Regions from separate parts of the Mus musculus genome. Here region 2 is linked to region 1. Evidence: chromatin loops called from intact Hi-C (ENCODE). Cell type or tissue: heart. All regions are shown on one strand.

Region 1 (5,000 bases):
GGCAAGACTCTTCAGGAAGGCAATGCACACTGTTTCGTAAGTTTCATGGGTACCTTCAGCTACTAGATATTTTCCTTTTGAGAATCTTTCTCTAGGGAAGATAGATTCATCTGTGTGGGTCTAGACAGCCAATTGGGTTTGTATTTTAAGCCTCATGAGAGTAAGTCTTGATCTGTTTTGACAAAGAAAATAAGATTGTCAACTTTGTCCCTGATGCATGGATGGGAGTGCATTCTGCTCGTAGGGAAGGAATATTAACACCAGCACAGGAAACAGTGCTTAGAACAGGGGAATACTGCTCTATGGTCCCGTGTCGGGCAGGAGGTCCCACCTCTGTGAACCAATGTATAATTTTCTCAATGTATCTATGCTAGTGAGTTGCTTTCACTTGGCATTCAAAGTCTTGAACGCAGTACATTTTGAACCATAGGTTTTATGTAGGAACCGAAACAGACTTTAAAGTGAAGGCATGTCCCCCTACAGAGAGTGTGTGTGCAGTGTCAAAGAAATGTCAAGATCACACCACCTCAAGTGTGACTGGCAGGAAGTAATAGTGTGATGGCACCCGTGTGCACAGCATTCATCTCTCATCCCATGTTACTTAGGACAGGAAAGGATAGATAAGCTTAAGAGATAGCTTCAGAGGAAAGAAAGTTAAACATAAAACTAGACTGTGATTGCAAATTGAAGGATCTGATTTAGGAGTATGTCTTGAGCAGAGACATACACTGTTATAGCGCTGTTAAAAAGTACAACCGTGTGCCTTCTGTTGGCAAGCCAAGCTTTCCTAAGTCTCAATAATGGCAAGTGAATGCATTTTTATTGAGCATGTACTGTGAGCTCTTGGTGAAGCTCAGTTCTAGTCCATGCATAACCTCAAAAGACATAAATGAACTGGGATAAAATAGTCACTTTCAAGAGAACGCAAAATCTAGGCTCTGGATTTCCTTCTTACAAGTAGAGAAAACAAGATTACCAAATTCATTAGCTGCACTGAAAACTGCGCCTAGTTTCCTGATTTCTTACTCTAACTACAGCTATGGATTTCAGGAAATAATAGGTTATATTTAAACTTGGGTAATTTCTCATCCGGCAGATTTTGGGTTCAATTAGGTATTATTTCAGGCAACAGTTGTCTCCAGGCTTCAACGTCCTCTTCTGTCAAATAAAAGCAATGAATTCTTAACTGATGAATCTAATTTGGTGACTTCCAGAGAAAAAGCTAAAACTATAACTTGACCCAGGAAATATGTGAACATCTCATTCTTATAATTGAAATCTTTATTGATTTTTTCAGGGTAAAAAATAATGGGTTTCATTACGAAATGCATGTACATCACTATGCTTTTCTCAAATTCATTTCTTTTCCTTTTCAGTATAAATATTTCCTCCTCCCCTTTCCTCTTGGCTTTCGTTTTACAGACTGATGGACGTTTCACTTTCAAAGGAGAGAAGAGATAACACTAGTTGTCAGCAATTGAGGTGGGGTATCCTGGAGATTAATAGTGAGAACCCACTCACTACCAGGTTTTGAGAGGCCTTTGGGCTGATTTGCTGGTCGGATTGATGCAGTCTCATCTTGGCAAAGGGACCGACTTCCTTCAAGAAAGGGCCGAGGTCCAGTCTACCTAGTTGTACTTTGGCCCCTACCCCTACTCCTCTCTCATAATTTCCCAGGCAGAGTTGGAAAGGTGGGAGCGGTGGAAGTAGAAGGCAGCAGGCAGGGAAAGTAAATTACAGTTCAGGCAACAGGAACAGTGCCTCCAAGGTCAGGCTGAGTGTCAACTAATTATGTAAAATCCTGCGGAAATAGAAGTCGGGGAGAAGCCCAGCCTACTCTTGTATTTAAGGAGATCTTTCCAGAGCCCCTTTCAACCCACAGCCCCATACCTTCACCCTTTGGCCAGATCTTTGTATTTTGCCCGCCTTCCTTGATTTCTCGTTCCAATTCCACCAGAATAACCCTGAAAACTTTTTTCTTCCTCTTGGTAAGTCAGTAGCAGAGGAGCTTTCCCATAATTTCAGACCAGTATCTTCTCGATGTCTCTGTCTAAGGCCCTGAGGCTAGGGCTGCTGGGCAGCTCTGGGGACCGGGGACGGGAAGGGGTGCCATACCCCGCAGCCTGGAGTTGGGACTCTGCTCTGGCTACCCTGGCAGGTGTCTGTTCTTGGGGCACGGTTTCCCAGGGCAGGGGTCCAGGAGGACGCCAGCTCCCGGAGCCCGAGAGTTCGCTGCGGGGACGCGCGGAAAGGGGGTGCGCTGGCAGCCGGTAGCTTCCTTCCGCAGGAGCTATTTTTAGCAGGGCTTCGCCCCCCCTTTTCCCGGAGCCGCCGGCGTGGTCGCCTCCAGCTCGTGGCCGTCGCTCTGCAGCTCGGCGCCGCCTCCCCCGCCGCGGATGGCTCTTGGTAGCTTCCACGCGGGCAGGTCCGGAAACTGAGCAAGTCTGCAAGCGCTCCGCGGCCCCGGCGGCGGCGACGGCGGTGGGGGCAGAGCTGGGCTGCGTCAGGCTGAGCGCAGTCCGCGCGCGGCCGCGGGAGCGCAGTGCCAGCGCCGCCCGGCCCCACCGAGAGGGGCGCACTCGCCGCTACGGGGCTCGCACCGCTCGCCGCAGCCCCCTCCCGCCGACCCGCAAGTAAGTTTGTGCGGCTGCTGGGCGCCGCCGGGGCGAGGGCTAGGCGCTGGGGGAGCTGGGGATGGCGAGCGGGAAGAGCGCCTGGACACCCGGAGAGCGGGCAGCCTTCTGCCTCCGGAGTCCCGCGCTTCTCCCAACCGCTGGGCAGGTAGAGAGCTCCTGCTTACAAGGATGCTCTAGCAAAAGCTATAATGAGCAGACCCCGGAGGGTAGGACTGGCTCAGGGTTCAGGTGTGGGTCACTCTGGAAGGAAGAAGGACCGCGGATGAGGGAGCGGACCCGGCAGGCCAGGAGCCGGCTAGTGCCCGATGGGGAAGGGAAGGTTTGGAGAGCAGGGACCTGCCTGGGAACAGCCAAAAAGGGAAAGTGGTGTCCCTAGGACTGACAGAGGGTCAGAGAGCAAAATAGAAGGGCGGTGTGTCCTGAACCAGGATGACAGAAGGGGAGATAGATGGAAAGTGGGGCGTGTGAAAAGCGGATTTGTAGGAGAGTAAAGGACGCCAGTGGAAGGGTCAGTGGGCGCCTGATGGGCGGGTGAACTTGGTTAATTCGGGGAATCAGAACAAGCTTAGGTAGATATGATGGAAAGAGGCAGATTTAATTCAAGCCTCCGGAGGGAGTGTGTGAGGCAACACGTTGTGAGAACCAGCGGGTTTAGAAAGTGGCCTGGAAGGGAGGGCTGGAAAGGTGATGAGGGATATGGGGGAATGTGAGCAGGGAGTGGGGTAGATTCATGCCTAGGATAGGGAGGAAGGGGAGTTGCAAACCTGTGCATAGGGTTGGAGGCTTCCGTGAGTCAAGTCCCATGGTAGAGGTTTAGAGGTACTTCTCTGAGGTTCCTCTTCCATCTCCTATCTGGTTTGGAGGCTCCTAGGATCCTGGACAGAGATGAAGCAGGGAGGAAGGTAGTCACTTAAGGGGAGCCACCAGTGCTTTCGCTTACCGGATTGTGTATCCGGGTTCCTTTTAAGCAATGTGGGGCTGGGTTTGTGCGTTACACAGAGGGGGAGTGGTGTGTGTTCTAGGCCAAGGGGATCCCTAGTCTCCTATGGGGAGGGGGAATTTGTGTTTTGGGCTGGTTAGTAAGGTAGAAGTCTGCAGCGTGCAACACGCAGCAGGGGGTGTACATGCATGCGCTTTGCAGGTGCGTGGTGCAGGCCAGGGGTCCTCCGAGCTGTGCAGTCTGTCTCCACGACTGGGAGATCAGGACTCTGGACGTGGTCCAGGACAGGATTAAGGGAAACGTGCTTCCGCTTCCAGTATGTCTTCTGCCTCCTTTTGCTGGTTACATTCTTTCTGGCCCAGTGATGGGTTTCCATAGCCTCCCTCTGGTTACCTTTTATTTGAAACCTGATGCTGTTTGTCTCCCCTGATTTCTGTGCTTAGAGGATGCATCTCAGGCAGGGTTGTTCCCATCTTTCTACTCAGGGAAGGAATCTGAGAAGTCCCTGATGTCACAGGGGCTCTGGAATCATGGGGCCTTCTCAAAGGACATGATGATCATAACATCTGTGGATTCCGTAAGCAGGTAGCTTCAAATGGACTGGGAGAGGCAGTGAGTAGGTTGGGAACAGTGACCATTACTTACCTGTGTTTTGAAGGGGGGTGGGGGGGCTTCCTCTCAGTTCCAGGCATGCAAATCAATGACTTACGAAGGGAAAGACCAGATTAGTTCAATAAGCATCGGAAATTATGTTGCAAAATAAAATGTCCATTTGACTAGCAGAGATTTTACCCACCAGCTACATGAATCAAGAAGAATCTGCAGGTTCCAGGTTGAGAAATGGCAATGAAGAGGTGGGTGTCACCACGACCACGTCTTCTCAAGCTCTGTCTAGCTGAGCATGGTTTGTTGGTGGGCAGCTTTTAAAGCTGCACTGTTGGAGTAGGAAATGAAGCTGAAGCAGGGGCTGGAAACCGGGGCCATCTGTGTGCACTAAGGACGGAGGAGGGTTCGACTTGCGGTCCCAGACTGCTGTTTCAGAGGATCGGTCTCTGATTATGTGTCATGACTGATATGTTTAGCACATCAAATTGAGGGGTGTGTGCGTGCGGGTGCATTTGTGTGTGTGTGTGCGTGTGCGCGCGCACACACGCGCTTGCTCATGTGTGCTTGGTGGTGGTGGTGGTGGTAGGGTGTCAGTATTCAGAAGAAGAGAAGCCAGAACTTCATTGAGGAGTGGGATGTGGGCTTTTTCCCTTTGCTTTTCTTTTCTTCTTTTCTTTCTTTCTTGCCTTTTTTGTTTGTTTGTTTTTGTTTTTGTTTTTGTTTTTTTTTTTTTTGAGTTTTCACAGTCTTGCCTGACCTATGGAGTGACATAACAAAAAGAGAGTACTCATCTAGTGGCCAGGAGCTGCCCTTTTTAC
Region 2 (5,000 bases), 370 kb after region 1:
CTGCCATAACTTACACCACGCTTTGTTGACTGTGCCTGCGTGGGAACTTGAAAGAATGGTGTGATAGCAAATCAAGTGTGCGGTCTGACTTGCTTTCTCAATGACACTTCAGGAAAAAGCAAGATGGCTTCAAATTACCATTGGATTTTCAGAAATTTGTCAGGCTTTTTATAGACTATCTTGAAACAAAAGTTTAAAAGTGAGAGTAAGGGATGCTTCGCCCTTGGTTTGGAGTAAGGATCCTTTGTGATGTGAATAGTAATATGGTGGAGGGACAGACTATCCAGACGGGTGTTTTCTTTTGGACAAATTGCTCACTTATCTCAGTCTTTATTTTCACATCTGAAGAATAGGATATTTCAGAACAGTTTAGAAATAGTACCTATTTCAGAGCTAGGATTATGAGTCAACAGTGTACATGCAGAGTTTGCTACATATGAAAGAATAAATAATAATTCCTACCAATTGTGTCAACTGTTTATAAACCTTCATTGATAAAATGTAGACACTTAAGGTTTATAGCACTATTTATATAAGTTCATTTACAATTCATGGTCTTTAATGGCAAATGAAAAAATAGTTATGGCCTAATACGAATTTTATTTAATATACCAACTTTACAGATGAAGAAATATGCCCTAAAACTTTGTATTCTGAAAGTCCCATAACTGATGAATCGCAAATTCAAGTAAAACTGGTTACTTTTTTCAAACAGTATTTCTATGGAATTCTTCCTTTACCACTGATAATGAGTTATTAGTGCCCATGTAGCTGCATTTGGTACTTGTATGGAGGGAAGAACACAGGAGGTGGGGGCAGATTCCTGTAAAGCTTGGTCTCCTGCAGTGTGTTCTCTTCATAGTCAGGTCAGACTTCATCCCTCACATGATTGTTTTAGGCAGAACATGATATTCTTTGAATTGTGTCTCTGCTGAGGAAAAAAATAGTTTAGTAGAAAAGCATGTTTTCATGAAAGTGCCACAGTGCCTGAAAGCAGATGGCCAGAAGTCAGAAAAGGCACTTAACGAGGTACCTAGAATCTTTATGAAATTAGGAACCTTGGAGATTGAATGGTGCTTTCTGTTTCCTCCTAGGGCACAGTCAGTGGCGTCCTGCTAGTCACACCAAATAACATAATGTTTGATCCACACAAGACAGACCCCTTGGTTCAAGAGAACGGTTGTGAGGAATACGGCATCATGTGTCCGATGGAAGAGGTGATGTCAGCTGCCATGTACAAAGAGATTTTGGATAGCAAAATAAAGGAATCACTGCCCATGTGCGTATGTCACTGTACAGGCTGGTAGTTGGGCTTCACTCTTTTTTTTTCTTTGTTTTGTTGGTTGGTTGGGATTTTTTTTATATATATTTATATAGTTGAACCTTCTCTAATACTCTTATTTTCTTAGTCTTATTATAGCTGCTTTTTATTTTGTCAGTAGTAAAACAAGAATCTAAGCACTATTGGATAGTTGATTTTTAGTGTGCCTGGTATTTAGTTAGTAATTTCACTTATATTTACTTGGTTAAAGAATCAGATATTTGACAAGTAGCCTATAGTACTTTTGTAATTTAGTGCTTATCAATCCTTTGTTATTTAGACACAAAATCAAAAAAATTTAACTTATTCTGTATTATTAACAAATAGAATAACTGTCAAGTTCCATGAACGTACCGAAAGAGTAGCGTGTGTAGTTGTGAGTGTGGCACGGACCAAGGCCCAGTGTGGAAGTAATCAGAGCAGCTTTCCATTCACACTTACTGTAGGACTTCTGGGTAAGAAAGTGTCACATGGGAAGAGGAAGCCTCCAGGTTGCACTAGTGAAGGGTTTAGAGTGTGCTAATGTGGGAACTGCTGTAGTAGAATAGCTTAGATATGAAAGTGCCGGGTTAGGCACAGCCCGGAAAGACAGAGGAAGGGAAGAGGTTAGCGTGTAATAGAGACTCCATCCCACTCACTATGAGGCTGACAGCCATGTAAAAATGGCTTCACCTTCACTGATAACAGATAATTTACAGTCTTATGCCAGTTTAAAAATTAGACCTTGGGGTGAAAAAAGTTACAAAGGAGAAGGAGCTAGGTATTTTTTCAGTATATATATATATATAGTATGTAAGCTGTTACCCCTTCTTGGGAAAGGTCCATTTAGCCTGTAATGACAGTTACTGGTTTGGCGTGGTAAAATGATCTCTAGAAACACAAATAATTCCTAGAAAATAAGTATTCTAAACTACTGGATATATTTTTAAGTTGTCAACAAAAGCCAATTTCAGGAAAGAGAACAAAAAATAAAACATCAAACCACAATTAATTGAGCTTAGAGGTAGAGATGAGACACAGGCTGAAAAACCAGCTCCACGGGGGAAGAGGGACTGCTGCGCGTCAGGGAGAGCTTGTCCTGACCTTGCGTCTCAGTGTTTCAGAGTTAAATCCTGTTCTCTATGGTCTGGGACTGCTCTGCAAGGAAGATGGGGTGTCCCTTGCTTTTCAAGTGACCATTTTATCATTCTGCATATTACTTGGAAGGACAGGGACCTGGATTCAAACACTTTAAACAATGTCACTGGAAGGAAATATCCCTAAGTCTTGGCTTGTATGTTAATTGACATCAGAATTTGACTTCAAACAAGATAAATACATAGAGTGGCTTTGCAAAGTAATAGTTTGTTTGCACAGGTGAGGTAAAAGATGTTAATGGTTTTCCCTCTTTTTTAATGCTTGGAGAATTGATTTCTAAGGTACTGTCTAAACTGTGTTGAACAATGCACCATTAATGTTAACCTTTCAAAACATTACATTTCAGGCTAAAAAACTCACTTAAATCATAGCCTGTTAGTTTTTATCTTTGTTTCTGTTTTTAAACCTGCTAACAGCTAGTCTCTTGAGTGTGGCATCTCCAAAGCACGCTCAGGTCCTTGACCCTGTGGGTGCAGTTTAAGTGAATCACCATTAGATGGCACCATTGCAAACTTAGTATCTCCAGTTAGATTGCCTCTTTTAAAAGATGAATCCAGTACAAAGGCAGAAGGCACTTAAACTAAATCTTTAAAATAAAGATATGCCTTATGGAAAAATATATATATTGTTACAAAATCTTGAAAACCATAAGAAAGTTACATAAGAGACTTAGCCGTAATATCCACAGAAGGTCGCTCACTTACTGCCGTTCTGACTGGCATACTTGTTCTCTAGCCATACGTGCAAGGCATTGGTGCTTTGCCACTGAGACGTCAAGGAACCGTCATTCCAAATTGCTGACTTCTTAAATGATGCTTATTTCCAGAACATATATCTTGGGAACATTAGTATTTACCTAAAACAATGCCAGGAAAGTTGGATATGAGACCTCACCATAAAACGTTCATAATCTAACATCTTAGTTCGTTAACTGGACAGATTCTCTTAGCACTGTTCTGAGCTTATAGAGTTCCTTTAAATGTTTTGCCTCAGCTTGGTTCTCATTATTCATGTTTTTTACTCTCTCTTTGTATATAAATAAGTACTGCATATGTATATGATAAATTGAAATTTTCTATTGTCCCTGTCCTACCAATGAAAATTTTCTTTCAGTATTATAATTTCGTCAGGAATTTAAGTTATCAGACTTTGTGGTAGTTTTCTTACGAGGAGCGCTTACATTGATGTTTCCCAGATGGTAAACAGTTGATGAAAAACCTCGATGTAATGATGTGGTATATATGAAATGCATGGTGTTTGTATATTCTGTTGATAGCGCTACTTTGCTGTTTTTGAAAAGCCTCTTCTGTGATACTATTTTATTATTTGCTTGTAGAAGGTAAATTGATACAGTTTTTAATGTCTAATACTTTTTTATTTTCCTTAATAACAGAGAACTAGATCAGTTGTCAGGAAGGGGGTCCTGCCATTCAAAGAAAGCGACAGGAGTCTCTGCTGAGGACGCAGACCCGAGAGCGCGTGACCAGGGTAACGACAGTGCCAGCACTGCTCCCAGGAGCACCGAGGAGTCTCTCTCGGAAGACGCTTTCACAGAGTCAGAACTCTCTCCTATCCGCGAGGAGCTGCTCTCCTCGGAGCCGAGACAGGAGAAGTCATCTGATGCCTCGTCAGAATCTGTGCAGACTGTCAGTCAGATGGAAGTCCAGTCCTTGACAGCCACGTCAGAGGCTGCTAACGTTCCTGACCGCACTAGCTCTAACCCTGGGGCTCTATCTCATGAAACTGGCTTAAGTGGTCTGGAAACAGCCACTAAAGGAGGAGATAAAGCTACAGAAAGCCTTCAAGAAGTCTCAGGCCCAAAGGAACAAAGCACAGAAGTAAAAGGTCAGGATAACCAGGATTCTTCCCACCAGGAAAGTTCACTGCAGCAAGAGGCAGGTGAAGACAGTGTATCTTCTGGAGAAACAGTAGAACTGAAAGAAAAACCAGCTGTTCTTAAGGATCAACAAGGGCAGGAGCTAAAACGGGACTCAGAGACAGAAGTAGAGGAGCTGCGCAAACTCTGGAAAACTCACTCTATGCAGCAAGCCAAGCAGCAAAGGGACACGATTCAGCAGGTGTCACAGAGAGAAAGTAAACACAGCAGCGCAGCAGCAGACGCACATGGAGAGGGTAAGTGCTAGGGAGATGCAAGGCTGGTTAGTCTGTTTGATTGCATGTTGCTTTCTGCTTTCTCTCTGAGCAGAGACTGCTGACTTAAGGCAGTGTGAAGGAGAAGCAAACCACTCTTGACTGGCTTTATTCCGGGAACATGTCTGCAGTGCCTGGTCTCTGAACTTCTTTTCTGCCATGTTTAAGCACTCCTAATGCAAAGCACTTTCCATAAAGTCTGTCTTATGAACATGTTGTACCCACACTGTATAATACAGTGATTGCTCCATTTTCTTTTCAATTATATCATTACATATTTAATGTCCGAATTTCAATTTATAGTTACCAAAGTTTTAATTCCATAATTTTTGTAAAAAGAACTGTCGACAGTAAAAATCTACTTCTGCAGTTCTTTTACGTACGTAAAAAT

Evidence for each region. Hi-C counts contacts between places; a loop is a spot of excess contacts. Peaks named below come from ENCODE experiments on the same cell type or tissue, not always from the same donor. Only the 100,000 strongest peaks of a DNase experiment are listed, where the experiment ranks them.
Region 2: a loop joins it to region 1, with 2.2 times the contacts of the local background. A loop is called at or near these places in 1 of 42 quality-filtered maps.

What each region holds. Positions count from the first base shown.
Region 1 is chr15:41,444,957-41,449,956 of GRCm38, forward strand. It overlaps Oxr1 (oxidation resistance 1), which reads left to right and starts at 2,526. Exons shown (of 17, transcript NM_001130166.1): 1 at 2,526-2,633. In heart, a CTCF peak has its summit at 2,574; DNase peaks (open chromatin) are centred at 1,715, 2,315 and 3,665; H3K4me3 peaks cover 2,501 bases; H3K27ac peaks cover 1,529 bases; H3K27me3 peaks cover 441 bases.
Region 2 is chr15:41,815,988-41,820,987 of GRCm38, forward strand. It overlaps Oxr1 (oxidation resistance 1), which reads left to right. Exons shown (of 17, transcript NM_001130166.1): 8 at 1,095-1,279; 9 at 3,852-4,591. Among named protein-coding and RNA genes, the nearest start is that of Abra, 51 kb to the right of the region's middle. In heart, a CTCF peak has its summit at 2,945 (motif pointing right); no DNase peak of the experiment used is centred here; H3K4me3 peaks cover 993 bases; H3K27ac peaks cover 939 bases.